3 separate regions of the Homo sapiens genome follow, and regions 1 and 3 are each linked to region 2. The links are chromatin loops, found by intact Hi-C in ENCODE. Cell type or tissue: K562. All regions are shown on one strand. Each heading gives the region's core, and the rest is flanking DNA. Links, peaks and the distances in the headings are about the cores only. Region 1 overlaps PPIL4 (peptidylprolyl isomerase like 4). Region 2 overlaps UST (uronyl 2-sulfotransferase). Region 3 has its middle 66 kb from the start of TAB2-AS1.

Region 1 (10,420 bases), core at 2,733-7,732, 440 kb before region 2:
GGACCACAGGCATGCCTTTTTCCTTTCTTAATGGTGTCTTTTTATAAACAAATTTCTAATTTTAATGGTTCAGGTTGTCAGTATTTTTCTTCCTTTTTAGTGGCCTATTTAAAAAATATTTTCCTACTTCAAAGACATGAGGATATTCTCCTGTATTATTTTTAGAAGCTTTGTTGTGAAATTGTTTCCCATTCAATTCTGTAATTTGCTTTTGGTGTATTGTATTACATTGTTTCGTTTTTCATACATTGGATTGCCACGTGACAGCACCATTTATTTAAAAGGTTGTCCTGGCCAGGCGTGGTGGCTCACGCCTGTAATCCCAGCACTTTGGGAGGCCGAGGTGGGTGGATCACGAGGTCAAGAGATCGAGACCATCCTGGCCAACATGGTGAAACCCCGTCTCTAGTAAAAATACAAAAATTAGCTGGGCATGGTGGTGCGTGCCTGTAGTCCCAACTACTCGGGAGACTGAGGCAGGAGAATTGCTTGAACTCGGGAGGCAGAGGTTGCAGTGAGCCAGCATCGCACCACTGCACTCCAACCTGGCGACAGAGCAAGACTCCGTCTCAAAAAAATAATACATAAATAAAAAGTTGTCCTTTTTCTCTGAGGTCTCTACTGATGAAAAAAATAATAAAAAAAGTTGTCCTGCCCCACAGCTCTGTAGTACCACTTTTGTTATAAATCGGTATCCATATATGTATAGAGTCTGTTTCTAGACGCTATACTGTTGCACTGATCTATTTGTCTATTCATATACCACTGTTACATTGTGTTAATCACTATAGGTTTATAAATGTCTTGATAACTGTGAGTCTTCCAACTTTGTTGTTTTTGAAGATTGTCATAGCTGTTTTTGACTTTTGAATATTTATTTTTGAATCAGTTTCTCAATTTTGAAGAGATTTATTAACTATTATTTAGGTGTAAGTAAATTGAGTATTTGCAAATACTATCCTCCTGAAAAAGTGATCTTCAGAGCTTTCTCTTTGGGGATATAGCATGGTGATAGAATTATACCTGCCTGAAAATAATCAGTCAGATTCATGAAACGTACACTGATTGCCTACGTTTTAGATACCATGCCATATGATGTTCTAAATGATGTAGTTACAAAGACGAATCAAGCTTTGTCTATATCTTCATGGATTTTATAATTCATTTAATTATTGACATGTAATAAATATGATTATAACTATTTTATCTGCTTCTCTTTGGATTATCTCTAGTAAGAATAAGTTTCCAGGAATGTAAAAGAAAATTGGTCAGTACTGAGTTGAAATATGTAACTGTCAGTGTCAGAAACAGGGATTTAGAATTGTGAAGTTACTGACAGGAAGGATTCTTGTGTAGCACAGAGCTTGGTATTACAGTCTCACAGTTCATTATCTAAAACCCTTGAGAATAACTAGGCTTCCTAATTCAGAATTTTTCAGAATTCAGAAAGGTAATACTGTATATATGCATACACACATACACATTACATCTGTGATTATGTAATACCTTTCTGGGTCAGCATTCCATAATCTGTCACAAAAGTATTTCTGCAGTGAAACAAATGAATATTCATACTAAGTGGATAAAAAAAGGTCATAACCTACCATTAGGTTTGGTGTTACTGCCAAATTAATTTTAACAACAAACTTAGGAACACAACTTTCACTTTCCAGGATGTTTTTGAATTTTGAGTAAAAAGGATTGTGAACCTGTATAATACAGTCAGTAAGTGTATATTTATCTGTTCACTGCAGTTGGACTGTCTCTCTAAAATCCTGGCTCTGACCCTTGCCAACAACTTCTATACTTCTCTAAACTTCTGTTTTCTCATTAAGAAAATGGATAGTACCTCATGGGGTTGTTACCAGAGGTATTTGAGGTAATAGATACAAAGCATTTAACAGCATCGGGTGTGTAATAAGTATTCAAACATTAATTTTTGTAACAACAAACTTTTTGTATTTTCAGTATTCTAGCTACAGAAATCTTTTCCATAAAGATTTATGCTTGAGTTTTTATAATTATTATCAGGAAGAAGATTGTGAGAAAGCATTCTTCAAAATGGACAATGTGCTTATAGATGACAGAAGAATACATGTGGATTTTAGCCAGTCGGTTGCAAAGGTTAAATGGAAAGGAAAAGGTATGATGGTTTATCTTTTGTTTTTGTTCTGCTTTTTTTTTTTTTTTGAGATGGAGTCTCGCTCTGTTGCCCAGGCTGGAGTGCAGTGGCACGATCTTGGTTCACTGCAACCTGTGTCTCCCAGGTTCAAGCCATTCTCATGCCTCAGCCTCCCAAGCAGCTGGGATTACAAGCATGTGCCACCATGCCCAGCTAATTTTTGTATTTTTAGTAGAGATGGGGTTTCACCACGTTGGCCAGGCTGGTCTCGAACTCCTGACCTCAGGTAATCCACCGCCTTGGCCTCTCAAAGTGCTGGGATTACAGGCGTGAGCCACTGCGCCCGGCCTTGTTTTTGTTATGCTTTTCATGCTTGTATGAGCCTTTTATTGAGTGCTGTTAATTAGGAGAAATATTAATTGATGTAACTCCTGCCATTTGTAATTTTACAAACCTGCTATCTAGAATCTGAGGTAGAGTGTGTGTGTGTGTGTGTGTGCACACACATGCATGTGTGCACCTGTGCGTGTATTTTAAACTGATGAAAAATTATATTTTCTATGTTTGACTATATTATAAATTACTAATAATTACCCACTGCAGACATGATATGTTTCCAAAGTAATTATTTTGACTTTATGGTGTTTTGAGTCTTTTAGGTGCACAACTTAAATTTTTTTTGTTTGTTTTAGTTGTCATATGATGCAAAATAGAAAAGGTCCATGGAAAGGTAGATAAAAGTCTCATTCATTCCTGCTCCTCATCTATCTAATTTCTCTTCCAGGGTAACCATTATCACCTATTGGTACTAACTTTCCCCTACATTTTTTGAATACATATGTGCATATATATATATATGATTTTCTCCTTTTAAAAAGGAAAATATAAAACAAAGGATGCAGGCTATACATACTGTTTTTGTACCTTGCATTTTTTAATTAACAGTGTATCTAAGAGATCAGTTCATATCAGTATATAAAATGAACCAGCCCTGTTAATGGGTTTTCTAAATTTTTACTCTTCCATGTCCATAGCAGTATGTTCCACCTTTGTACATATTACATTTCCCACATACACATACATATATGTCAAATACATTGCTCGTAGCATGTCAGTCTTAAAAGTTGGGTCTCTCATATGTTGAAATAATACGAGTTTTTGGTTTTTGATGCAGTGTTTTTAACAGGTTTCACTTTGATAGTTACTCACATGTAATGCTAAATTTTACTGGGAATTTCAGGGTTACTTTCTTTTTCTATAACACTTATTTCCCATGCTTTTAATGAACTGTTTTTTTTGTCTGTTTTTAGTAAGAAAGAAAAACACTATTTAGTTGTGAATTGCTGAATTGTTTGGTGGATTCTGTTACCTTATGGGAGTTCAGAGAAGGAAGAAATTATTAATGTGACTAAAGTAGGCAAGGAATGTTGAGTGGAAGCTGTGATCTCTGTGATAAAGGAGAGGGTGACTTGGATTGGAGTTCCATGTACTATTAGTTTCTCCTGTGAAACCTTACCTCCTCCTAGAACACATGGCTAGTTTTTGACAGTGCTGTTTGAGTGATTTGTGAAACCTAAATTGAAGCACTAAGATTTTTTTCCACATATGAAAATTACAACTTTGTGAATGAAAGATTCCAGTAAGTATATTCAAAGTGTTGGTGAGCTGCTGGCCTGATGCAGTGTAGTTCTGGCCAGTAGTAATGCCAGGTGGCTCTTATGTAGAGCTCTGCTTCCAAAGAGCTAGTTTAATTGTATCATTTGGGAAGTGTATGAAATAAATATTATAATTCCTCATTATAGATATGGAATTTGAGGCATAATCTTGAGAAGTGATTTACCTAGAGTCACATACACAGATGATTTAGACAGACCCTACATTTGGTTTGTTTTTTACCCTCTCAATCCTGTCTTCTTCTCAACCCATCCACCCATTGAATAAATACTACTACTTTCTTGTGACTTTTAAATAAATTTCTTCATGTTTTTTCCTAAGATAAAATGTCACATAGGAGGGAGAAGCTTTGGTTTTGTATATGCCATCATAAACATACAGTTTATTATTCTCAGTTAATTTTGAGATAATTATATATGTTATTGATTCACATTTATAAACTTAATGTGTATAATGTGCCATTCACAGCACTAAGAACTTTCCTTTATAGTCTGATGATTCCAGCAACTCTGTGAAATGTTGGTATTATTTTCAGTTTATAAATGAAGATAATGTAAATAAAGATAATGAATTGCAGAGAAGTGGTGTCTTACCTAGGACCTCCCACTACAGTCAAGAACCTCTTACATTAATCTGGTGCCCTTTCTGTTATACGGTAACTGCTTCATCCATAGTGAGACTTTTAATGGCAGGCAGATGGCAAATAATTTTTCAATGATAAATGATGGCTGTTTGTTACCATTACCAGTTATTTTAACTCTTGCAGTAGACTGTTTCACATTTATGGGAAACATTGCTGGCCACTTTTGTTTCTGGAGTCTCTGGAATTGCCAAATAGATTGATCTTGTCTTTTTTGCTTACCCTATGGGTCCCCCTTTAAAACCCTGACAATCAAGGTACACATAGGATTCTCAGTCAAAACCTCTGTCTGTACCTCCAGTTTGTTTTACTTCTACATTTAATCTAGGACCCTTCTGTAGGAAGCCTTTCTACAAACAGCATTTCCTAGTGGTGTGGTTGAGGGATAGGAAAGGCAGGGCAGTCAACAGGTCTGGGACATGGATGCGAATTGAATTCTCATCTGGTAGGAGACTTGAAAATTGAATTCTCATCTGATAGGAGACTAGAGTTGAGAGTAGAGAGGCTGCATTGAATGCTCTTCCTTTCTAGCCCTACCAAGCTAGTTAGGATGTAGCAGTAGGTCCTATTTTCCTGAGGGGATTTTTGGCACTTGGGAGGAATGAAGTTGCCCCTAAGTTAGAATTTCAAAGTAGAGACAGTTTGTCTTTGGTGCTATTACCCACCCTCTCCTCTCACAGCTGTTTGGTGATCTTCTGCACATCCTGCCCTCTTCTATTTGCCTGATGCTCTGTTGCCATTTAGCAGAGTATCTCTTGTTAAATCTTTTTTTTTTGAAACGGAGTTTCGCACTGTCGCTCAGGCTGGAGTGCAGTGGCACGATCTCGGCTCACTGCAACCTCTGCCTCCCAGGTTCACGCGATCCTCCTGCCTCAGCCTCCCGAGTAGATGGGATTACAGGCACACACTATCTCGTTAGATCTTTAAAAGGTCTCTTAAAGTCTCACTTCTCTCAAACTTAGGTCTTTCAGATCTTAAACTCAGGTCCCAAATCCTCAGTTTTCCACTGGACTTAATGTTCTCATGGGCTCAATGGCTCTACTTGAACACGGCATTTGTGTGTAATTTATTTGAAAGTTTGATGTTGTAATATTCACATATATCGTTAGGTGGCAGCATGTGGCTACCTAGCAAAAATGGATGTCTGATTTCAAATTAGTAATGGAGATGGAATTACTATGATTCTTTTGTTCCCTTTCTCTGTCTCTCGATATATGCCATTTATAAAATAGCTCTTATGCTTTTTATAAAATAATTATTGTTCTTGGTTAGGTGGTTTTTTTACTAAGCTCTTTTTTTCTTTTCTTAATAAATAGGTGGGAAATACACCAAGAGTGATTTCAAGGAGTATGAAAAAGAACAGGATAAACCACCTAATTTGGTTCTGAAAGATAAAGTAAAGCCCAAACAGGAGTATCCTTACCAAGAATCAGTTAGTTAATATGTATTGACCATCTGCTATGTGTAGAGTACTGTGTGATGTGTTATGAAAAGTCACAAAAGCTATAGAAGACAAATTTCCTGAATCCAGATTGTTTGTGAGGAAGTAACTTAGTTTATCATTATCTCTTTTCAAGATCTTACATATACTTTGCTTTTTCACTATACTCTAGTGTATGGAGAAAGTTAAGGTTGAAAGAAATCTGTAGCCTAATTCTTTTATTAATACTTTCCTACTCTAGGTTAAGTACTTTCCTACTTATCATATTCTCAGAAGATCTTCAGGTAAGATTTGTATTTTCTTTTTGGGGGGGCTTTCCTGCAAAAACCGGAAAGCCTACTAGACAAATTCTAAAAGAGCTGTAACACTAGCTTTGTATTTTCTATATGTAATTGTAATGTTTTCTATTCCTCATAATCTGAAATTTATTATTGCTAAGCTGATTCCTTTGTGCTACCTGCTGTTATGTTTAACTTCCTTACCTAGATAACAAAATCCTATTGTTCTCTGTTACAATGTTAGGTTACTTCTTTCGGTATAGTATATTGTAATTTCAACAACAAATATTTATTGGGCTTCTACTGAGTGCAAGAGTTCACTTTTGTAGGATTAAAAAGAAATCCATTGACTTGACCATTTACTTCAGGTTCTTCCAAGTTTTAGGTTGAGACATGTAAAAAGTAATGAAACATACTGTTTATATTATGACATTTAAATTGGTTCACTAATTTTTCCCATTATAAATATATCACTCCACACATTGCAAGAGTTATTTCTGTTGTGATTCTTTCTGGTAAATGGTGTCTTTGTTTCCTAGTTTCTATTGGTATTTCAGGGATTTTTTTTTCTACATATGTAGACATTTCTTTTCCAAGTACTCATCAAGAAAGATGAATATCAGGTTGACCTGGTCTATATTCATGTTTTAAGATGTGTTGATTGTCTGCAATGTATAAAGCATTGTGAGGTGTTAGAACTGGATAAAGTCTGAAGAAAGCTGATAAAATCAGCATAAGGAGAGGCTTTCACATGCAGACAGACCAAATAAGAAGCTGAGATTTGGTCAGAAAAGATCAACATTCAAGGGCATATGATTGAAAGCTCAAAATCATAAAAGTTATGAATGGAATACATTTGATATTTATTTACCAAATCTTTGAAATTAAATTTAGGCTTATTACTAATAACTATAGCTGGAAGAAGGGGAATTTTAAGTTTTCTTTAATTTTAATTAATTGAAACAACCACACATATACTTATATGGAATAGTGTAGCTTCTAGCCTTTTGAAGTTGATGCAAAAGAGAGAAATGCTGTTAGGGGATAGTCTGATGTGCAGATAAATTGTCTTAAGTCAGTTAAGAAGGCATGGTGGCATCTACTTTATGGGCCTTAAGAGAAAGAGAAATTAGTGAAAGTATAGATTATTAATAAGAAGAATCAAAAATAGAAGTAGGAGAAGGAAATAACTTGGCCCAACTAGACCTCAGGGAAGAAATTGGAGAAAAGATGGCAGTGAGCTCACAAATTTGTGTTTTATTCAAAGGGAGAGGGATTTGATGTCTTCTGAAAGTGTTGATTTTAGTGATAAGTACAAGATAGTGGGTAAGTGAGGAAGCAGGAGATACAACAAGTGTCTTGAGGGTATGACAAGTAATCAACAGATACTTAGTAAGCATCTGTCACATACTCAGTTTAGCAATGAAAGATATTCAGTTCCTGCCCACATAGAGCTTACATTTTGCTGTTGGAGTGGGGAAAAAAAACCAGACATTAAATAATTACCATTCTAAATACGTCTAAATTATTGCAAATAAATATTGCAAAGAGATATGGGACTCATAATAGGGGGCGAGAGGTTAGAGAATACCCTCAACACTGAAAAAAGTGGCATTAAAGCTGTGACACTAATATGGGAGATAGGAGGGCTGAGGTGGAGTGCTGTCTTCTTTCGTATGATCCATCATTTAAGAAATAGGCTGGGTGCAGTGGCTCATGGGAGTGCTGTCTTCTTTCGTATGATCCATCATTTAAGAAATAGGCTGGGTGCAGTGGCTCATGCCTGTAATCCCAGCAGTGTGGGAGGCCGAGGTGGGAGGATTGCTGGAGCCCAGAAGTTTGAGAGCAGCCAGGGCAATATAGCGAGACCCGGTCTCCATTTTTTTTTTCTTAAAAAAAAAAAAAAAATTGGCTGGGTGCAGTGGCTCATGCCTATAATCCCAGCACTCTGGGAGGCCGAGGCGGGCAGATCACCCGAGGTCGGGAGTTCAAGACCAGCCTGGCCAACATGCAGAAACTCCGTCTCTACTAAAAATACAAAAAATTAGCCAGGCGTGGTGGCGGATGCCTGTAATCCCAGCTACTCGGGAGGCTGAGGCAGGAGAATTGCTTGAACCCAGGAGGCAGAGGTTGTGGTGAGCCAAGATCGCGCCATTGTACTCCAGCCTGGGCAACAAGAGTGAAACTCCGTCTCAAAAAAAAAATTAAAAAAAATACAGTTTTTGTCTTAACCCAATACAGTCACAGTACAAACATTCACACACACACACACACACACACACTTGAACCAAAAGATTAATAAAATAAAATTTTTTTAGGCATATACTGTATTTCTGTTTTTTTTTTTAAATGCTGTTGTGGCCCACTAAATAGATTTTATACCCCATTGATGGATTATAGTCATCAGTTTGAAAAACATTGCTCTGAGCCAGGCGCAGTGGCTCATGCCTGTAATCCCAGCACTTTGGGAGACTGAGGCAGGTGGATCATTTGAGGTCAGGAGTTTGAGACCAGCCTGGCCAACGTGGCGAAACCCTGTCTCGACTAAAAATACGAAAATTAGCTGGGTGTGGTGGTGTGCACTTGTAATCACAGCTACTTGGGAGGCTGAGGCAGGAGAATTGCTTGAACCCTGGATGGGGTGGTTGCAGGGAGCCAAGATCAGGCCACTGCACTCCAGCCTGGGCAACAGAGCAAGACTGAGTGCTCTGAAGAATTTGGACAGAGGGAGCAGCATGTGCAGAGCACACATTAGGATGAAATCATAGGTGGGAGCTATGGAATGTGTATCTGGAAAAGGCAAGATCCAGAAGATGCCCCGGAAACAGAGTAGCATAGTGAAAAGAGGGAAGTTGGAGATAATGGAGTCATAACCGAATGGTACGAGCTGACTAACCCTCTTTAGCCATCTCATGGGAAGCTAGGAGGAACAATGTCTTTCATTTGATCTTATGTAGAAGTGAGACATTCCTGTGGAAAGTGTTGAGTTGTGGCTTTGTGAAGCAGACACGAGCCTCTAGTCCTGAGGGAAGTGTGTCTGCGTTTACTGTGGTCCCACATGTAATTAGCATAGCTCTGCCTGTTGGGCTTCCTCATAACCTTTCTCTGGAAAACCACCATTCCAGCCCATGTCAGTCTTCCTCAAAATCCACCTTTGAGGTTGAGATTATTTTCAGCAGAAATCGTAACTCTTTTATATTTTCTCTTATTCTATTATAGTATATTTAAGAAAATACTTATCTCTGAATTAAAACATTAAAACATTTTTAACACATTTAGATGAAATTTAAAAAGATTCACTCGTAGCTTCATCACCTAGACACATGATACTTTTTATTTCTCCTTGTTTCTTTCAAACCTTTCTCTTATGTAAAGTTATAATCGTTGTATGGTATATGTTGTTTTTGCTTTAAGCTTTTTTCATGTTAATTTTCATAAACACCTTTCTAGGGTTTTTTCTGTAGCATTTATCGTTGTTGATAACTTCATTTATAATATTGTATCTTGTTGAAGTACTATAATGCATTTAAGTATGTCTTTATTACTAGATATTTTGTTGTTCCTACTTTGCTACTAAAAGTAATACTATTATGCATATTTTTTATATGTATATATATATATATATATATATATATTTTTTTTTTTTTTTTTTTTTTTTTTTTGAGACTGAGTCCCCGCTCTGTCACCCAGGCTGGAGTGCAGTAGTGCAACCTCGGCTCACAAAAGTCTCTACCTCCTGGGTTCAAATGATTTTCCTGCCTCAGCCTCCCGAGTAGCTGGGGTTATAGGTTGCGCCACCATGCCCGGCTAATTTTTGTATTTTTAGTAGAGATGGGGTTTCACCATATTGGCCAGGCTGGTCTCGAACTCCTGGCCTCGAGTGAGTCGCCCGCCTTGGCTTCCCAAAGTGCTGGGATTACAGGTGTGAGCCACCACGCCTGGCTTTTATGTATATTTTTGTTCATTTAACTGTATTCATAAATTCTTATTAGAATTTAAACATGATGGGCAGGTGTGGTGGCTCACACCTGTAATCCCAGCACTTTGGGAGGCCGAGGCGGGTGGATCACGAGGTCAGGTGTTTGAGACCAGCCTGGCCAACATGGGGAAGCCCCGTTTCTACTAAAGACACAAAAAATTAGTCAGGCGTGGTGGCATGTGCCTGTAGTCCCAGCTACTCGGGAGGCTGAGGCAGGAGAATTGCTTGAACCTGAGAGGCGGAGGTTGCAGTGAGCTGAGATCGCGCCACTGCACTCCAGCTCGGG
Region 2 (10,420 bases), core at 2,549-7,548:
CCATCTCTATTTAAAATACAAAAATTAGCTGGGCATGGTGGTGTGTGCCTGTAATCCCAGCTACTCAGGAGTCTGAGGCAGGAGAATCACTTGAACCTGGGAGGCAGAGGTTGCAGTGAGCCAAGATGGCGCCACTGCACTCCAGCCTGGGCGACAGACAGCAAATCTAAAAAGACCCTGTAGTGGAACCTCTTTTGGGTGGCGGCTTTGTTCACAGTAGTCTCCCGTATTCTCTGTTTCACTTATTGAAGTTTAAGTTACCCTCAGTTAACCTCGGTCCAAAAATATTAAGTTATTTGGCCTGGGGGTGGGTGGTAGTGGGTTGGGGGAGGGGGAAGCACATTCACTTACTTTTATTACAGTATTTTGTTATAAGTGTTCCATTTTATTATGAGTTATTGTTAATCTCTGATAGTGCCTAATTTATTAATAAAAATTAAACTTTTTTCATAGGTATGTATGTATAGAAAAACACATAAGCATATACACGGTTTGGTACTATTCTTGAGTCCAGGCAACGACTGGGGGTCTTGGAACATATCTTCCTTATCCACGAGGACTACTGTATTTACCAGTCTCTGAGATCTAGTGATTTATACCATGGGAACATTCCTCCTGGCCTTCTGATTGGTTCAAGGATGGGGGGCCCTGACTAGCTAAACCAATCATTGTCTTTCCCCAAGACTTTTCTGAACTGTAACTAGCAAGAAGCCAGCTCCTCTGTGGTGACAGAAGCTGTGAGAGTGAGGTTTGGAAGCTTTTTATTTTTTGGTAAGGGAAAGGGGGCACATTTTCTGCTGGTCTGGAAAAGAGAAAAAGAGAGAAGGGTGGGAGAGAGAGGGAGAAACACCAGGTAGCATTTCAGTCCCTGGTTCCAGTTGCCCTTGAGCCCGATTGCACCCTTGTCCTGCTTGCATTTTTGCTTTTTCAATTCTTTTTCTGATTTTATAGATACCCTTCTGCTCTTCCAGTAGATTTTCTTTTTGTCTGAACTTGTTAGAGTTGGATTATTTCTGGCACCCGAAACCAACAAGTACATACAATTAACAAAAGTATAAGTAGTCATATAATATAACTTGGATTATATTTATAACCCCAATTATGGAGTACAGAAAATCACCAATATTACTTGACACAAAAAGTGATTGGCTTTGTGTGCCTGGCCCTGTGCAGGACAGAGGGAGGGGGAAAAAAAAAAACCAGACAAATTGAAAATTTTGGTTCAGATCCTGAAATCATCTTGTCTGTTAAGGAGGCAAAACTTGTCTTCTTGGCTCTATGCAGAAACAGACAATAGGGGATTGTTTAAACCCTAGGTTATGACCATTTAAATTACAAGTCTATTCTCTCATTTATGAATGTGATGCTTCAGATAACACATTTACATGGGTATAAAAGAGAAATATCTTTTCTAACTTAATGAGCTGGAAAAGAATCTCTGCATTAACTTGGCAAACTGAAGATATCTGAGCTCTGCTAAAGAGAAAATCTCAGCAAATCTGTAGAGATTCTCTACAAGAATAATTACTCTCACATGGGTTTGTGCTCTTCACAACCAATTCTATTTCAACAAATGTTTAACTATAATGAAATTAGCAAGAGATACTGGGACAATATTCTAGAAACATTTGACCTAGTGGAATTTCATAATGACCTTCTTAATTAAAATATAACCCACCTAAGCGAAAAGCTCCAACTTCAAATCTGGTCCTACCTGTATCCACTATGAAAGTGTGGAAAATTATATCTGCCTTTGGCAAGTGTATGTTTCTAATGGGCTTAGAAATGGCCTGTCCAGGATAGTGTGCTAAGCTGGTGATGATGAAATCATTTCCACCTTTGGAGGCTGGTTATGGTGGCACAATCAGAAGGAAAGAGTTTTGAGGTTTACATCTAGAGTGACTATAAGATAATGAGATTAAATTTTTTTTTAGTCTCATTTAGACTAAATTTAGACTAAATTTTTTTCTTTAGGCAATGTACTATAACCTACATATTCTAATTCAAGTAAAAGCTATGTTCACGTTTCTTGAAGGTTGAGAGATATTGTTATCAAAGCATTTTAGACTACGACTTTGAGTAATTTGATATTACATGACTAATATCTTTAGATGATTCTAGATTTTGGATTTGATGCTATAGCTACGAAATAAGTATTCGGGGTAGGGCTTTCAAAATAGTTAGAATCTCAGTGTTTATTGTAGGTTTTTATCTGAATTACCAAATTACTTTTCAGAAATGTATCAATTTTACTCCCATCATCAGCAGAGCGAGAGTGAGTACTTCACTAACCTCTCTCCTCATCTCAGGCATTCACATACCTAAATATGTTTGCCCCAAAGCATCTCCAGTGATGCCACATTGCTTCTGTTCAAACTTCTTTGATTACTAATGAGGATGAACACTTTTCTTGTTTCTTAGCTTTTGAAATAGCTAAGGTCTGAGAATGAATGTGTCATTTGCACATTTTATTCGTTTTATTGATTTATGTAAGTTCCTTAAGATTAGCAGTTTCAGTCTTTTATCTGCCATGTCTGCTACAAATGTTTCCCCTCATTTGTTTACTTTTTAACTGAGTTCTTTTTTATTTGAAACTCAGAGATTCTAGTATTTTTTTCTTTGTGATTTCTTTCATTTTGCCTATGTTTAAAGTTCATCTCCACCCCCAAAATCAAATTCATTTGATTTACTTTGATAGCATAAATAAATCCTGTCAATTCACTGGAGCACAAAGATATATTTGAAGTAATAAACTCATTTTAATTTTGAATTGTATTTTTCATTTATGCTATTTTAAAAAGAAAGAAAGGAGAAGCCAAGAAAAGAGGGCAGATAGAAAAGGCAAACATCAGTACTCCCAGGATCTAAGAGTGTTTGGGGGATCCAAGGCTCTATGTAGAGGCAGAAGCCACCAGTGACTTACCTCTGCCCTGGCAGTTACTTCTGGGTTTCAGGTTAGTGTTCTGACCAGTCTGGAAAATAGCTAGAGGCCTGGATTTGCTGACAACAGCCCCAGTGCAAGTTATAACTGAAACAGGAACCTCTCCTATCTCACCTGACCATCACAGGGGTTAAGTACCTGGAAATCCAGAGATGAAATGAAGAGGAGTCTTTAGGGAGGTAAGTGGCAGAGAGACTGGGAAGCCTGGATTCCTGACTTCTTTTCCTTCTGCCCCACTCCTCCCCTTCCCCACTCAATATCCTGCACCCAAGAGTTGGATACTGATTTACAGGGAGTGGGAAAAGGGGACATTTTTAATTTGTATTCAACCAAGTTTATGTCTAAATCTAACCACACTGCCCTTTTTTCTCTTTACATCCTTGAAATTCAGATTTGTGCAAAAAGGCGTAGGTAGAATGTAGTAAAGATCAAATCAGGTAAGACACAGGTTTTAGTTTGGTAGGGTCTTCTCATTTCAGGTTTGTGTCTGGAATTAGAGCCTTCAAAACTGCCCCAAATGAACAGTAGTTGTCTCTATTATGTTTAATCAAACTCTCAGACCAAGAGTCCAAATGCTGTTCACCGAGGAACCCTGAAGTTATTATGTGATAAACATATTCAATGAATGATGAAAATGATTTTCTATACATTGGCTATGGCAGCATAATGTAGACAAAAGAGTGCTAGATAAGCAGCCAGAAGGTTCTAGAATCAACTATACCCACTATGTGACCTCTTGAAAATCAATTTGCCTCTTTGAGCCTTAGTTTCCTAATCCATATAACCATCTACACAGAGATTAGAGATCTGCAAAGAAGTAGGCAGGGCTGGGGGAGATACACAGGGTGCTAATTAATTTAGAAGAAGGAAAATGATTTCCTCATGTCACTTTTGTGTTCTGAAATGCCCAAAGCTTCCTCATTGCCCTTATAGTAAATAAAAATTTCTTCCAAAATTTTTAGCAATCTGGCTCAATCTTATCTTGCCTCCTACAAGCAATAAAAAGAAGCAAGAGCATGTTACATTTGAGTGTGCATCCTGGTTTTGCTCCTTACTGTGCTGTCACGGGCTCATTGTTTAACTTCATGGAGGCTTTGTTTCCCGTTATACACATAGGGATGACAATGCCTCTTTCTTGCAAATCTGCTGCAAGGGCCGAGTGATATTTGTGCTTATGATCTGCCTTGCTATTATCTGCAAATTCCGCTGCTCTAGCTCAAATCCCACATGAGGTCTTCTCCTTACTGAGGTCTTTACTGACCTCCCATGTAGCCCCTATGTGTGCCAATAAATTTTTGTAGATGAAAATAATTTAAACTGAAAGTTACCTGAATCCTTTTCTAGTGTGGCCGGCCTTGATAACGGGGCAATGCCTCTTTCTTGACATCTTCCTATATCCTTGTTTTTTGCATTAAACACACTTTCTACTTATCTGTATTGTGGCAATTATGGTATTGCCTGAAGGTTATCTGGGACAGTCATCACATGGGTCACCTCTTGATTACTGAACCAGAATTGTCATCATGTTTTAGTTATACAACAAACTCAGGAAAGATGATCTGATAAAGACTGATTTTAAAAATACAACGCTAATCTAAAAATAATAGCAACAAAACTTAAATCAGGCCAGAAGACCTGGGAACGCTAATAACTTATTGATCAACAGTGTGTATGTACACTGGTAAATGTACCAGGTAAATGCACCAACCATGAGTTTCTTCTGGGCCATACTGCTTTAAAGCAATAAAGGAAAATGAGCAAGTGAGAGAGAGAAAGGAGGTTTGGAAAGAACTTGTGATTTCTTGAGTAAATTGTTATGGATACGGCGCCCCCTAGTGCACTGAACAACACAGGTGCCCCAGTGTGTAGTAGCTGAGAGCTCCGGAGCTGAGCAATCTCATCCCCATCACCAACCTTACTTGAAACACCTGCGATTTCTGTTTCATCATAGCTTTCCTTTCCACTGCACAAGCAACTGTAGCCCAAGGAAGAAAGGGGGACAGATGTCCTTTATTTGGTTGGATTTAAGCACTGATCCTCATGGGAGTCATGAATTAATTCAAGGTACCCAAATAATATTGAAAAGTATAAAAAATTTTACCTTGAAAAGAGTTTCTACTTTTTCCCGAGATAGAGGAATGTAATTAGGAGAATAAGCAAAACTGAAAGATGATTCCTTGTTATTTTCTAAAAATGTTATTTGTCCCCATCTTCTTTTTATCAACATGTTCGTCATCTGATGCAAATATATTTTCTTCAAGCACGATGCACGGACCAAAATTGAACCACAGCAAGAGGAAAACAAGTCTTCCAATGAGGAAAAATGTAATCCAATAATTTGCATTAAAGCATTGTTTCTCAAAGTGTAGTCTCCAGAACACTAGTTCCACAGGATATCAATGGGTCTTATGCAAATAAGGGTTTCATGGCAAATACTTTTGAGAAATTTGAAATTCAACAAAAGATCAATTAATTTTTAAAAATGCTTCAGTATGCATGAGTCCTTAGTATACTCTGAATATACTACCATACTGTGTAACACCACACTATGAACTGCAGCACTTCCAAAATTATTTAACACGATTTTTTTTCATGCCTATCTCACACACTTGGTTCATGAATTATCCTTTGAGAATACACATTGGACTAGAATTTCACTAGTTTCCAAAGATGGACACCATACAGGAAAGTGTGCCAAAAGGAGAAAAAGCAAATAGTAAATTTGATATGTGCAAAACTTAAGGTGACTATAAGGAAGTTTGTGGTCAGTGTCTTAACTCTCTTCTGCATTTGAAAGATTAGTAATACAACACATTAAAGTTTTTCAACATGGCAGTCCTATGGGGAATCAACCATGCTGGAAACATCACCAGCCCACAAAATCATTGCCAGATTTTTCCCACATCACAGCAGTAACACTACTTCTGAGAATGAGAAATGACCCTCCAAGAAGTTTAGTACCCCCGTCCTGCCAGGTTTCCAATTTTTACTAACACTTTTCTTTGTGCACAACCTGTATTAATTCACATGGATGTTTTAGGCTCATTATTACCATTAGTCATGGGATCACAGATACACACAGTAGTTTAAATAAGTTAGAGGAAGCCTGTATTTAGTACAAGCTGTGAATTAGAGCTGAATCTTCTAACTTGCAGCTAGACAAACTCGTCCCAAAGAATGCTTGAGAAAAGTGGAATTCCACAGACTGGTTTATCTTGGATAATGGCACAGTAAACAGAACAGTGGAAACCAGGCCAGGAGGAAGGGACCGATGCTTCTTCAGGACAGGTCCTTGCTGCATTTGCTCTATCTCATGCCCAGGAGGATGTGCCTACTCCTGGGAGCTCAATTCACATTTCAGAAATGCTGCTGTCCATCGACTCACAGCATACTGGGCAATGCCACTTGCAGACATGAAGGAACGGGGGCTTCAGGCAACCTGGAATGACTATATGTAATTCTATGCCCTCTTGCTGGGGATACAGTGTTCTGTGGTGAGAACAAACCTTTCATCAGCTTAGGAAGTGTTGTGGCTCAGTCTTTTAGCATTTAGGGGTCAAGGGTGGGAAATGGTTCATCCCAGAAGCAGCTCTTGGTTTTCAGTAGATGTTTTATTTTCTTTCTAATGTTTTCCAGCTGAGTCGATTTCAGACCGATGGAGGTCAAATGATTTACACTGATGCCCAGTGAAACAGAACAGCTGGGACTTGAACTCGGGGACTTGACTGGTGGGCAGCCCCCAGCCTAGTCAGTCAAATGCTCTCCTCCCAGGTTTTTACTGCCTCTCTGGTTGCACCTCAAAGGCAGCCTGCTGTGTCTGGCAGGGCCCATCTCCTGGGCCGTGTCTGCTCCTGACTGGAATAAGAGGCCTGTGACAGGTCAAGTCTGAATGTTCTGGCAGAGCGGCACAGGGCAGACTGCTCCACCCCTGCTCAAAGCACACAGCGTCTGGTGAAAGCCAGATTGAAGATAGCTAAATGCGCATGCCAAGATTCCAAAAGGAAAAACTTAGCTCTCAACTTTCCTTTGCATGGTGATTTTTCATCCTCTCCTTTTTCTTTTTGTAAAAAGGGAATCCCCATGTTTACAAGTTGAAATCCAAAATGCACAAGTGGTCAGTTCACAATTCTGTGACCCATGAACATCTGTGGGCCTGGGTGTTCCTTGGGAATCTGCAGTGCTTGGAGCAGTGAGCCAAGCCTGCCCTGGCAGAAGGGAATTCTCCAGTGAGTCAAATAGTCCTGCGAGTGCCCGGGGTCTGCTTCTCCTCTGGTTCTGCTTTCCTGGGACATGTCTGTACTTGACTTCCCCTAGTTTTATGAACTGCATTTTGACTATATTTTTGGAGGTGGGTCCATCTGAAACTCGTTACAGGAAGTAGGACAAGAATCTTCATTTTGCCTTTAAGAGAAATAAAACTCTGTAATCTGAGATGGGCAAACATGCTCCAAGTCTGTTTACCAAGGAACAAGAACCTCTCTGTGTCTTTTGAGCAGACAGAAAAATTAAAAATAAAATATTTATTTGGGATTTGTCTCTGAGGACTTCAGTGACTGAAAACCAATAGGGCCTCCCCTCCCTCTGTGGAAAGGCGAGTTCCAAAGCCCCGGCTCCCAGGAGAGCCCTATGGTGAGGCTGCTCCAGTACAGCAGGTGGCAGTGGGTGTGGCTGAAAGTGCCTCATCACTTTCATTCTGGATCCTAGGTCTGTAGATGGGCTTTGGCTATATCATCTTTTTAAAGTTTTAATTTGGTAGCTGCTTCAAAAGTTAAGGGAACCCTCAATGGGCAAAGTTAGCATGTGACATATTTGTGTCTCCTCTTTGGACCTTGGTTTTCCTTGTCTGTAAAATGAGGGAATGGACCAGATCACTGCTCCAGAGCCCCAATGCAACTATAGGAATCTGCACTTTGAGGCTTGCTTCTCTCCTAGTAGGAATTCAGTTCCTCTGCCCTAACTTTTCTGCTATAGTCTGGGTGTTATGGGCTGAATTGTGTGTCCCCCACAAATTCATATATGAAAGTCTTAACCAAGTATCTCAGAATGTGAGCATTTTTGGAAATAGGATCTGTATTAGTCTGTTTTCACACTGCTAATATTAAGACATACCCAAGACTGGATAATTAATAAAGGAAAGAGGTTTGATTGATTCACTGTTCAGCATGGTTGGAGAGGCCTCAGGAAACTTACAATAATGGCAGAAGGGGAAGCAAACATGTCCTTCTTCACATGGTGGCAGCAGCAAGAAGAAGCGCCCAGCAAAAGGGGAAAAGCCCCTTATAAAACCATCAGATGTCATGAGAACTCACTATCACGAGAACAATAGCATGGGGGTAACCACCCCCATGATTCAATTATCCATCACCGGGTCCCTTTCACATGTGGGGATTATGGGAACTACAATTCAATATGAGATTTGGGTGGGGACACAGCCAAACCATATTAGGGTCTTAAACGAAGTCATTAAGTTAAAATGAGGTCATTAGAGTGAGCCCTAATCCAATATGATTGCGGTCCTTAGAAGAAGAGATCAAGACACAGACAGGCACGGGGGAAGGACACGGGAGGATGCAGGGATAAGGTGCCCTCTGCAAGCCCAGGAGAGAGGCCTCAGGAGGAACCAACCCTGCCAGCACTTCAATCTCGGACTTCCAGCCTCCAGAACTATGGGACAATACACTTCTGTTGTTTAAGGCAACCAGTCCGCAGCACTTTGTTACGGTAGGCCTAGCCGACTAACACCACATGATATCACAATGAATGTGCTGGGCTGTGAAAGAAGTTCTGTGTGTTTTTCTTAACAGACTTGGATTTTTGGTTTTAGCCCAAAAAAGACTTTTCTGTAGCAGGATATTTAAAACATTATGTTTGTTTATTTTTTACAGATTTCTTTATCATCTGATGTGAAATAAGCCGTGTTAGTAAAATAACTCCTCTTTATCTTTACTTGAAGGGGGTTTCACAATTTTGACCCAGAGGGCTATTTTTCTTAATAGCTATGGATTGTCATCCTGCTTTTTTTTTGTTTCTTTTTTTTTTTTTTTGACGGAGTCTCGCTCTGTCACCCAGGCTGGAGTACAGTGGCATGATCTCGGCTCACTGCAACCTCTGCCTTCCAGGTTCAAGTGATTCTCCTGCCTCAGCCTACTGAGTGACTGGGACTGCAGGCGCATGCCACCACACCCAGCTAATTTTTTGTATTTTTAGTAGAGACGGGGTTTCACTGTGTTAGCCAGGACTGTCTCAATCTCTGGACCTCGTGATCCGCACGCCTCGGCCTCCCAAAGTGCTGGGATTACAGGCATAAGCCACCGCGCTCGGCTGTCATCCTGCCTTTTAAGAAATACTGTCATTATCTATAAAATTCATTAAAGGCCAAATAGCTCATTGGATAAACCCGCAGGTGATGGCACATGTATAAAGAACTTCAGACCACACAAGCAACCCCAGATATGGCACGGTCCAGTTTTTCTTGAGTATTTTTGGCTCTAAAGTTGATTGAGTCAAACATCATTTGATTGAGTTACAGAAGGACAAACAAAATGATGAACAAAGGTCACCACTTATCACCTGCTGTTTAAGATTCTCATATTCTTACTTGAAATAAAGCATACCATTACCAAAGTGGATTTTTCTTTCCTTTCGTATCAGCATTCTGATTCTTTTATATAACAGTCACATGTAATTGGAATGTAGCATCAGACACACAGGGAGCATAGTTTGTTTCTCTTTGTAAGCTCCATTTGACCACAGCAGTGAAATTTCCCAAGAACGGTGTTTCCAGATCAAGACTACTCACTTGAGAGCTTAGAGTGGTCCAGGTTTTGAAGTGCTGCATGTCTGAGAAACAGATCATCGTAGACACTGAGAATTGGGGCACATCCTTCCTTTCCTATCTGACGGTAGACATGCCCCGTAGATGCTGGATAACAGAGACAGATGATTCAGATGTAGCACCCCGACATGAAACCAACCGTGGAAATACTGATAAAATCACCTGTTTGCTTTTTAAAATATGCAACAACATGAGTAAATGACTAGTTCATTTTATCAGCCCCCTTTTTTTTGCTGTCATATAATTACACGAATGAAAATTGATACACTTTTTAAAATACAGCTTTTCAAAATCCCATCTTGAGGAAAAAAGCTTGGCCAATTAAGAAGGCTGAGGGGAGGAACTGCAGGCACTTTTATTTCCAGCTGTCAACAGGATGGAAGAAATATGTCAACTTATTTATATTTATTTATTTATATGGGTGATGAATAAGTTAAGGAATGCTTCATCTCAAACACAGATTGCTTTTATTTTAGCTAAGTTAATGTTTCAGTTCCATATATATTTTTGAATTTCCATCAACGTCAAACACCATTTTTTTCTTTCTTCTTAAAAAAAAAAAAAGATTTACAAGCACTTTTACGGCACTCAAGAAAGTAGGCTGAAGGTTCATAATAATAATTTTCCTTTTAAAAAACATCCAT
Region 3 (10,420 bases), core at 3,216-8,215, 110 kb before region 2:
AGCCAGGTGCCTGTCTGTGTTTCCACAGCTATCCCACGGGCTACTGGCTCCATGTGTCTTTTTAGTTAATAGTGATGCCTGAATACTCACCATACAGACATTTCAACTGTCCTGCTTCTTCCGTCCTTCATCCCCTGAGCTGGTCAGGTGCAGCCATGCTAGCCTGTGCTCCATCAAGCCTTGCCTCAGTGGGGTAGACTGGCTGTGTTCCAGAACCACACTTCAGTAGGATTAATGTGACTGTAAGAGGCGCCAACTGAGAGTGTGTCTTTTCCCTGATATGGACCGAGCTGTCAGCAACACAACTGGCCAATTGCAAGGTGGCACCCAGAATATCTAGGCAGGCTCTCAACATGTAATTGTGAGGATTTGGAATTAGTATGTTACTCTTGATTCAGCCTGATTGCTTTTCCCAGAAACAGCTATTTCCAGGCAGACCAGACTCAAAGAGATTTCTAGGAGATGTTTTGTCTTCATCCCCAGGGAAACTGGGGCAGTTTTACCTTTCCCTTCTTTGGGGTAACTCAGCCAGCCTTTTCCTCAAGTATTTTCTTTTTGAATCTTGGGGATGGTTATGGTGATAACAGTACCTACCTTGTAGCATTGTTAAGAAGATTTAAGAAGGTACAAGCTTCTCTAAATTTTATGGACATTCTTCAGTATGCATGTTTTCAAGGCCTTTTCTGCACATTATGCATATTATTTGTGCATGTTTTATAAACTTTCTTCAAGCCCTTTTATGAGGAGCTTGAGGCCAAAGCAACAAAGAAAACACATAAACACCAAAAAGCTTGTTTTCTTTAAAAGGTCCAGACTTTAGAGAGTCCAGCTCCAAGTTTTAAGACCACAGACTGAATTCTCATTATGGCATTCAGATCAAATCAATGGCATATCTAGAGTTGGAGTACACAGGCCCTGAAATTGCAAGGATTTGAAAGCTACGTATTGAGAGACCCAAAATGTGTATGGATGCTTCTAACTGAGGGGCAGTTTTCATTATATTTCCAGGGGTGCACTCAACTACAGTTTTCGTTCATCAGATTTACATATCTTCCTCAAAAAAACAAACTTCCACTGTGTCTTTTAGTAGTAGCCAAGCCTGTGCCTTCATTCTGCTTTCATTAAATCATTTGCTCAGTTGGCGTTCTGTAGCTCTGAGCTTTACACTGATAAAAGCTGAAACTGAAAACCTACTCGGTAATCAGGTGGTAGACTGGGACTGTATTAACAACTCAAAATGAAATGTGCTTGGGGGTTTTATAGCTTTAAGTCCAGCTTTAAGTTTTCATGAACTGGGTGAATCCTGCTTTCTGGTAATGGGTACAGGCACAGGTGGTCAAATGACTATGAGAATCGCCAGGAAGTTTACAGCAGGACAGGGCATTCTCTCCCCTGCTTTGCAAAGGGGGTTATTGTTGTTAAAATTCCTTGGGACTTGGATTGCACCATTTGAGTACTTTATCATCTCAGTTCTGAAATGAAATCTCTTGGGGAGCGGAAGGACTGAAACCTTGGCTGGCAGCAGTGATGAAGGAAACGGGCCCTCTTACCAGCTCGATGGGTGAGGGGATTTACTGCTGGTGTAGATAAGATTCGATGTAGTTAGACATTGTCAACACATCCTGGTGTAAATGCAGTGCCCTTCCTTGACTTTCCCAAGGGAAAAACAGAGCTCATGACACTGACTTTCATTTCTCAACAACAGTATTGAAAACATCTTCCTTGTAAAGGCAGCTGAGACACTGGTCTTTAAAGGTCTTCATTGCTGGGCAGACTTAAGAATGTAATCTGATGTGCAGTGTTATCATGTATATGTGGACATGTTTACAAGTGCATGTATTATTTTATTTTAATTTTAATTTTTATCATTTCTTTTGAGATGGAGTTTTGATCTTGTCACCCAGGCTGGAGTGCAGTGGCATGATCTTGGCTTGCTGCAACCTCCACCTCCTGGGTTCAAGTGATTCTCCTGCCTCAGCCTCCTGAGTAGCTGGGATTTCAGGTGCCCGCCACCACGCCTGGCTAATTTTTTGTATTTTTAGTTGAAATGGGATTTCACCATATTGGCCAGCCTGGTCTTCAACTCCCGACCTCAGGTGATCGGCCTGCCTTGCCTCCCAAAGTGCTGGGATTACAGGTATGAGCACCCGGCCACCTGTATTATTTTAAGTGTAATTTTGCACACAGAGCAAACGGGGCATATCTGCAGGAAATAAGTATTTACTATTTGATGGTATTGGTATCAGCTTAGATTATAATGACAGTGGCTCCAGGATCTCGCAAAGGAAGGAATGAACTAAGCTCCACGGTAGCCATTTTTGTGCTTGGCTTTGAGTTGGTTATTTATTCACTTGATGATCATTCTTTCATTCAACACTTTGCACAAGCATTGTTTGTGCAGGCTGGGTACTGAAGACATACCTTGAAAAGCACAGATTGTCCCATTAAGAGATTATAGCAGTATGAGAGAGACAAAATGAACAGGTATTTGCTACATAGCAGGAAAGGGGGGAGGTGAACACATCGGAGGGTCTGAGTCTCAGGGCAGAGAGCCTAGGAAGAAGAAAGAGTCCTGCAAGAAATGACCACAGCTTTATATTACAAAATTTGGTGGCACAAGGCTAACTCACTGTCCATCTTTCATTCCATTTTTTTTAATTTCCCTATTTTTTATGTTCATTCTTCTGCATGAACTTTGTATTATTTTTAATCAAATTCCAATTTAGACTACATCAAACTTATAGACTCATTTAGGGAAAATCACTCTCACTTTATCAGGATTGAATTTTCTTATATAAGAAAAAAATGTACTTTTCTCTGTTTCTTTCTTATCTTTTAAAATGACTTTTAGTAGAGTTTTATCAATATATGTTGCACACTTGTCTTTTGTTAAGGTTATTCCTAGGTATATTCCCTATTTTTTTTTGTTTTTGTGATTGGCTTTTTTTCCTCATTATTATTATTATTATTATTTTATTTTTTTGAGATGGAGTCTCACTCTGTCGCCCAGGCTGGAGCACAAAGGCATGGTCTCAGCTCACTGCGACCTCTGCCTCCCGGGTTCAAGCGATTCTCCTGTCTCAGCCTCCCAAGTAGCTGGGATAACAGGAGCCCGCCACTACGCCCAGCTAATTTTTTGTGTTTTTAGTAGAGACGGGGTTTCACCATGTTGGCCAGGCTGGTCTCGAACTCCTGATCTCGTGATTCATCTGCCTCAGCCTCCCAATGTGCTGGGATTACAGGCATGAGCCACCACACCTGGCCTTTCCATTACATTTTATAACTGATCAATTGGAAATAAAAGAGCTAGTGACATTGGATATTTATTTTTTACCTGGGCATAGAACGATCCCACCAGACACAGGTAATTCCCCTCTTATTTACTCGTTGCCTTAGGTCAAGTTCCCTGGGAAACAGACTTGAAGTTGGAGGTCTGTGTGCAGAAGCTTTATGGGAGTGTTCCCTCAAGAAAACAGCCATGAGTGGCTGGGTGCGGTGCTTATGCCTGTAATCTCAGCACTTTGGGAGGCTGAGGCATGTGGATCACCTGAGCTCAGGAGTGTGAGACTAGCCTGGGCAACATGGGGAAACCCTGTCTCTACAAAAAACATAAAATTAGCCAGGCATGGTGGCATGCGCCTGTAGTCCCATCCACTCAGAAGGCTGAGGTGGGAGGATTGCTTGAGCCTAGGAGGCAGTGGTTGCAGTAAGCTGAGATTGCACCACTGCTCTCCAGCCTGGGAGAAGATAGACATTGTCAAAAAAAAAAAAAAAAAAAAAAAAAGAAAAGAATGAGGGGTGAGGGAGGGAGAGGGAAGCAGGATTGGGAGAGGGAGAAATGAACCGCAGCAAATTTGCAACAGGGACCTCAGCTGCTCCCACAGGGAGCTCCAGAGCTGAGATGGTCCTTCTGAGTTGTCCTGAATTAGGGTAAGGAGGCAAGGCCTTTGTACCCCCACATTAACCCCTCACTGGAGGTGGGTTACCATGGAGGAGGGGATGTAAACTTGGGCCAGGCAGTTCCCTTTAACAGGGAGCAAATTTAGCAGCCATCGGAAGTGAACACTCCAGGGTGCTGGGGAACTGAGTGTCTTGGTCTTGAAGGGAAGGGCTTGGCTGGGTACCACAACATCCACTACACTGATACTGGCTTTCTTAGATCCCTAGATGACTATGAGCAGGGACACTAACAACACTGAGAAGCCCAATAGGTCAAAAAATACCTAGGTAGCTGCTCCTTCCTTTACCTTTAAAAGTCTTGCTATTTAAACTTACCTTTTAGAGGCTTGTAAAGGTGTTCCACTATTGCTTTTAATGAAGTTTTTTGAACACCAGTGATCTTCATTTTGAACTCACATTAATATTCCTTGGAGTATTAAATAACTATTCTCAGTATAGGGGAAATTTCCAGGAATAGAACAGTGGGTCTTCAGTCCAAATACTATTGGTTGAAATTTTAAAATGCTTTGACCAGTCCAGACCTGCTGAGAAAAATGCCAACTCCCCCCAACACACATTTACAGGAAGACTTACATATAACCATTTCTTTGCTTTATCTCTCAACTTTATTGGGGTGTAATTACATAAAATAAAACACATCTATTTTAAGTGTAGAGTTGGGTGAGTTTGGCAAATGTTTACACCCATGTAATCACCATGTCAATGAATGTATAGAGTATTTCCATCATCCCTTTGCAGTTATCCTCCTACTGTTCTCTCACTCTGCCCCCAGGCAACCACTGGTCTGCTTTCTGTCACTATAAATTAGGTGAAGAAGTTTCATATATTTGGACCCTTATAGTATGTAGTCCTTTAAGTCTGACATCTTTCATTTGCTGTAGTATTTAAAAACTAGTTTTATTGAGGTATACTTTGCACCCAGTATAACTCATTTATTTTAAGTGAACAGTCTGATGACCTGATAAATGTATACAATCATGTAATCACTGCCACAATCAAGTTAAGACATAGAACATTTCCATGGACCTCCAAAAGGCTCTCATTACCCTTTGCAGTCAATCCCTTGTCTGCAGTGTCTAATCTGCTGTTAATCTTATCATTATATTTCTCCTATCATATTTTTTTTTAACCTCTACAAGTTCCATGTGGATTTCTCATATCAGATTTTTTTTAACCTCTACAAGTTCTATTTGGATCTTTTTCATATCTGCTATTTCTTTTATCATTATCTTTATGTTTTATTTTATATCTTTGAACATGTTAATAAGATTTTAAAATCTTAATCTTTCAATATTAAATCTTTTAAGGTCCTTCTACCCATTCTATTATCTCTGGCATTTCTGAGTCTGTAATTGATTCTTCTCCTGGTTATAGGTAATCTCTTCTCGTTTCTTTACATGCTTTGTGATTTTTGATTGAATCTTAGCCATTGTCAATTTTACGTTGTTGAGTGCTCATTTTACTGTATTTCTTTAATGAATACCGACTTTTTTCCTTTTTAGCAGTTAAGTTACTTGGGATCAGTTTTATCTTTTTAAGACTTTCTTTTAAGCTTGTTATGGTGGGCCCACCACATCCTTTAGTTAGGGCTAATTTAGCCCCTCTACTCTGGCATCATGATTTTTGCCAATACATTGTTATTGGTTTTGCCTTGAAGACTTTAAAAATGTTTTATTCTTTAAAAAATATTTTTTATAAATAAATATATTTTCTTAAATATTAAAATTGAGGAAAAATGATCTTTTAAAAAAAAGTTTTCTCACCGGCTGCCTGGATATAAAGTTGGTGCTGTTGGGGGAGCACAGGGGGATTGAGACTGGCCTTTTTGGCTGCATAGGGGCTGGGTGAGGCCTGTCACTGCCAACTTTCCACCACTTCCCTGGCAACCTGTATGATGCAGCAGAGGCAGCCATAATCCCCCAGGAAACATAACTCTGTCAGCTGGAGAAAAACACCCTCATCCCCTATAGCAGCCACAGCAAGCCTTGCCCAAGGAGAGTCTGAGCTCAGACATGCCTAACACTGCCCCCACCTGATGGTCTTTCTCTACCTGCCCTGGTAGCCAAAGACAAAAGACATTATCTCTTTGAAGCTCTGTGGCTTCACCCATCACCTGGCCAACCTAGGGCAGGCTTGTATCCTCCCTGTACTACCACAGCTGATGCTGTCTTGAAAGCGCCACCTCCTGGCTGGAGGCCAATCAACACAAACCATTACAGCAACTCATAAAAGAACAGCCTTGTCCCAAGAAAGGAGAAAACAGCTAACTCTACTGCCTGTAACATCCTGGATAACCAGAGGTCCTGAGTCTGTCTACATGACAACTTTACTGCCAGGACAACCAGCATTAGAGAAAACCAGCACACTAAACAAAACTACAACAAAGTTCCCACAAAAAGTCCACCTCACTCCTCTGCTACCTCCACTGGAGCAGGTGCTGGTATCCACCTGAAGATGGATCACATCACAGGACTCTTTGCAGACACTCCCCAGTACCAGCCCAGAGCCTGGTAGCTCCACGGGGTGGCTAGAATCAGAAGAGAAATAACAATCACTGCACTCTGGCTCTTAGGAAGCCCCATCCCTAGAGGAAGGGGAGTGTGCCACATCAAGGGAATACCTGTGGGGCAAAAGAAAATGAACAGCAGCCCTTGAGCCCCAGATCTTTTCTCTGACACAGTGTACCCATATGAGAAGGAACCAGAAGAACAATTTTGGTAATATGACAAAACAAAGTTCTATTATGCCCCCAAAAGATCACACTAGCTCACCAGCAACGAATCCAAACCAAGAAGAAATATCTGAATTGCCAGCAAAAGAATTCAGAAGGTCAATTATTAAGTTACTCAAGGAGGCACCAGAGAAAGGTGAATACCAACTTAAAGAAATTTAAAAAATGTTACAGGATATGGATGGAAAAATCTCCAGAGAAGTACATAGCATAAATAAAAAGTAGTCACAACTTCTGGAAATGAAGGACACTCTTAGAGAAATGCAAAATACGTGGAAAAACCTCAACAATAGAATTGAACAAATAGAAGAAAGAACTTCAGAGCTCAAAGACAAGGCTTTCAAATTAACCCAATCTGACAAAGACAAATAAAACAGAATCAAAATAATGAACAAAGCCTCCAAGAAGTTTGGGATTCTGTTAAACAACCAAACCTAAGAATAATTGATGTTCCCAAGGAAGAAGATAAACGCAAAAGTCTGGAAAACATATTTGAGGGAATAATCGAGGAAAACTTCCCTGGCCTTGCTAGAGATTTAGACATCCAAATATAAGAAGCTCAAAGAACACCCAAGATATTCATCACAAAAAGCTCTTTGCCTAGGCACATAGTCATCAAGTTACCTAAAGTCAAGAAGGAAAGAATCTTAAGAGTTGTGAGGCAAAAGCATCAGGTAACCTATAAAGGAAAATGTATCAGATTAACAACAGGTTTCTCAGCAGAGACCCTATAAGCTAGATGGGATTGGGGTCTTATCTTTAGCCTCCTTAAACGAAACAATTATCAGCCCAGAATTTTGTATCCAGCGAAACTAAGCTTCACAAACAAAGGAAAGATATAGTCTATTTCAGACAAACAAATGCTGAGAGAATTTGCCACTACCAAGCCAACACTATAAGAACTGATGAAAGGAGCTCTAAATCTTGAAACAAAACCTCAAAATACACCAAAATAGAACCTTCTTAGAGCATAAATCTCACAGGACCTATAAAACAATAACAATGAAGAAAAAAAACCCACAGGGTATTCAGGCAACAATTAGCATGATGAATAGAATAGTACCTCACATCTCAATACTAATGCTGAATATAAATGGCCTAAATGCTCCACTTAAAAGATACAGAATGGCAGAATGGATAACAATTCACCAACCAAATGTCTGCTGCCTTCAAGAGACTCATCTAACATAAGGACTCACATAAACTTAAGGTAAAAGGGTGGAGAAAGATATTCCATACAAATGGACACCAAAAGCAAGCAGGAGTAGCTATTACCATATCAGACAAAACAGATATTAAAGCAACAACAGTTAAAAAAGACAAAGAGGGACATTATATTACAATCCTAAATATTACATGCAGCTAATATTGGAGCTCCCAGATTTATAGAACAAGTACTACTAGACCTAAGAAATGAGATAGATGGCAATACAATAATAGTGGGGGACTCCAATACTCTACTGACAGTACTAGACAGATCATCAACACAGAAAGTCAACAAAGAAACAATGGTCTTAAACTATACCCTAGAACAAATTGACTTAACAGATATGTATAGAACATTCTACCCAACAACTGAAGAATATACATTCTATTCATCAACACATGGTATATTCTCCAAGATAGACCATATAACAGGCCACAAAATAAGCCTCTATAAATTTAAGAAAATTGAAATTTTATCAAATACTCTCTCAGACCACAGTGGAATAAAATTGGAAATCAACCCAAAAAGGAGCGCTCAAACCCATGCAAATACAAGGAAATTAAATAACCTGCCCCTGAATAATTGTAGGGTCAACAATCAAATCAAGATGGAAATTAAAAAATTATTTGAATGGGATGACAATAATAACACAACCTATCAAAACCTCTGGGACACAGCAAAAGTGGTGCTAAGAGGAAAGTTCAGAGCATTAAATGCCTACATCAGAAAAGTCTGAAAGAGCAAAATAGACAATCTAAGGTCACACCTCATGGAACTGGAGAAGCAAGAACAAGCCAAACCCAAACCCAGCAGAAGAAAAAAAATAACTAAGATCACAGCACAACTAAATGAAATTGAAACAAATAAAACACAAAAGACAAATGAAACAAAAAGCTGGTTCTTTGAAAAGATAAATAACATCAATAGACCATTAGTGAAACTAATAAAAGAAGAAAGTATATTCAAATAAGCTCAATTAGAAATGAAACAGCAGATACTACGACCAATGCCACAGAAATACAAAAGATTATTCAAGCCTACTACGAACACCTTACATACACAAACTAGAAAACCCAGAGGAGATGGATAAATTCCTGGAAACATGCCACCCTCCTAGATTAAACCAGGAAGAAATATAAACTCTGAACAGACCCATAACAAGCAACAAGACTGATATGGTAATAAAATAATTGGCAGCAACAAAAAAAGTCCAGGACCAGATGGATTCATAGGTGAATTCTGTCAGTCATTCAAAGAAGAATTGGTACCAATTCTGTTGACACTACTCCAAAATTTAGAAAAAGAGGATCCTCCCTAAATCATTCTATGAAGCCAGTACCACTCTAATACCAAAACCAGGAAAGGACATAACAACAACAAAAAAGAAAACTGCAGATCAATATCTGTGATTAATATAGAAACATAAATCCTCAGCAAAATACTAGCGAACTGAATCCAACAGCATATCAAAAAGATAATTCACTATGATCAAGTGGGGGTTTCATACCAGGGATGCAGGGATGGTTTAACATATGCAAGTCAATAAATGTGATACATCACAGAAACAGAATTTAAAACAAAAATCACGTGATCATCTCAATAGTGGCAGAAAAAGCAATTGGCAAAATTCAGCATCCTTTTATAAAAACTTCAGCAAAATTGGCATAGAAGGAACATCCCTTAAGGTAATAAAAGCCATCTATGACAAACTCACAGTGAACATTATACTGAATGGGGAAAAGTTGAAAGCATTCCCCTTGGAAACTAGAACAAGACAAGGATGTCCACTTTTACCACTTCTATTCAACATAGTACTGGAAGTCTTAGCCAGAATAATTAGACAAGAGAAAGAAATAAAGGGCATCCAAATCAGTAAAGAGGAAATCAAACTGTCACTGTTCACTGAGGATACGGTCATACACGTAGAAAACCCTGAAGACTTATCCAAAAGGCTCCTAGAACTGATAAATGAATTCAATAAAGTTTCAGGATACCAAATCAATGCACACAAATCAGTGGCACTGTTGTACACCAACAGCGATCAAGCTGAGAATCAAATCAAGAACTCAACCCCTTTTACAATAGCTGCAAAATAAAATAAAATAAAGTAAAACAAAATAAAATACTAGAAAATAAAATACTTAGGAATATACCTAACCAGGGAGGTGAAAGACCTCTACAAGGAAAACTACAAAGCACTGCTGAAAGAACTAACAGATGACATAAACAAATGGAAACACATCCTATGCTCATGGATGAGTAGAAAATGTGAAAATGACCATACTGCCCAAAGCAATCTACAAAATCAATGCAGTTCCCATCAAAATACCGTCATCATCCTTCGCAGAACTAGAAAAAAACCAATTCTGAAATTCATATGTGCCAGGGTCCGTCCCACAGACCCTAACTGCATGACGGATGAATAATGTACTCAGACACTGATATTCAGTGAAAGAGCAGGGTAGAGGGCCAGACAACTGACCGAAAGAGTTGTAGCAGCCACTGCCTGACTAGCTGGCCCT

The links. Peaks named below come from ENCODE experiments on the same cell type or tissue, not always from the same donor. Only the 100,000 strongest peaks of a DNase experiment are listed, where the experiment ranks them.
Region 1: a loop joins it to region 2, with 6 times the contacts of the local background. A loop is called at or near these places in 62 of 110 quality-filtered maps.
Region 3: it touches region 2 in a loop (2.7-fold over the local background); 5 of 110 quality-filtered maps call a loop at or near these places.

What each region holds. Positions count from the first base shown.
Region 1 is chr6:149,512,783-149,523,202 of GRCh38, reverse strand. It overlaps PPIL4 (peptidylprolyl isomerase like 4), which reads left to right. Exons shown (of 13, transcript NM_139126.4): 10 at 2,032-2,143; 11 at 5,753-5,849. It also overlaps the pseudogene RNU7-3P. Among named protein-coding and RNA genes, the nearest start is that of PPIL4, 28 kb to the left of the region's middle. In K562, for the core only: a CTCF peak has its summit at 5,557; no DNase peak of the experiment used is centred there.
Region 2 is chr6:149,076,797-149,087,216 of GRCh38, reverse strand. It overlaps UST (uronyl 2-sulfotransferase), which reads right to left. Exons shown (of 8, transcript NM_005715.3): 8 at 10,227-10,420. Among named protein-coding and RNA genes, the nearest start is that of UST-AS2, 49 kb to the right of the region's middle. RefSeq lists an enhancer at 7,125-7,244. In K562, for the core only: a CTCF peak has its summit at 4,767 (motif pointing left); a DNase peak (open chromatin) is centred at 4,796; H3K27me3 peaks cover 1,191 bases.
Region 3 is chr6:149,186,138-149,196,557 of GRCh38, reverse strand. No RefSeq gene overlaps it. Among named protein-coding and RNA genes, the nearest start is that of TAB2-AS1, 66 kb to the left of the region's middle. In K562, for the core only: a CTCF peak has its summit at 6,145 (motif pointing left); no DNase peak of the experiment used is centred there.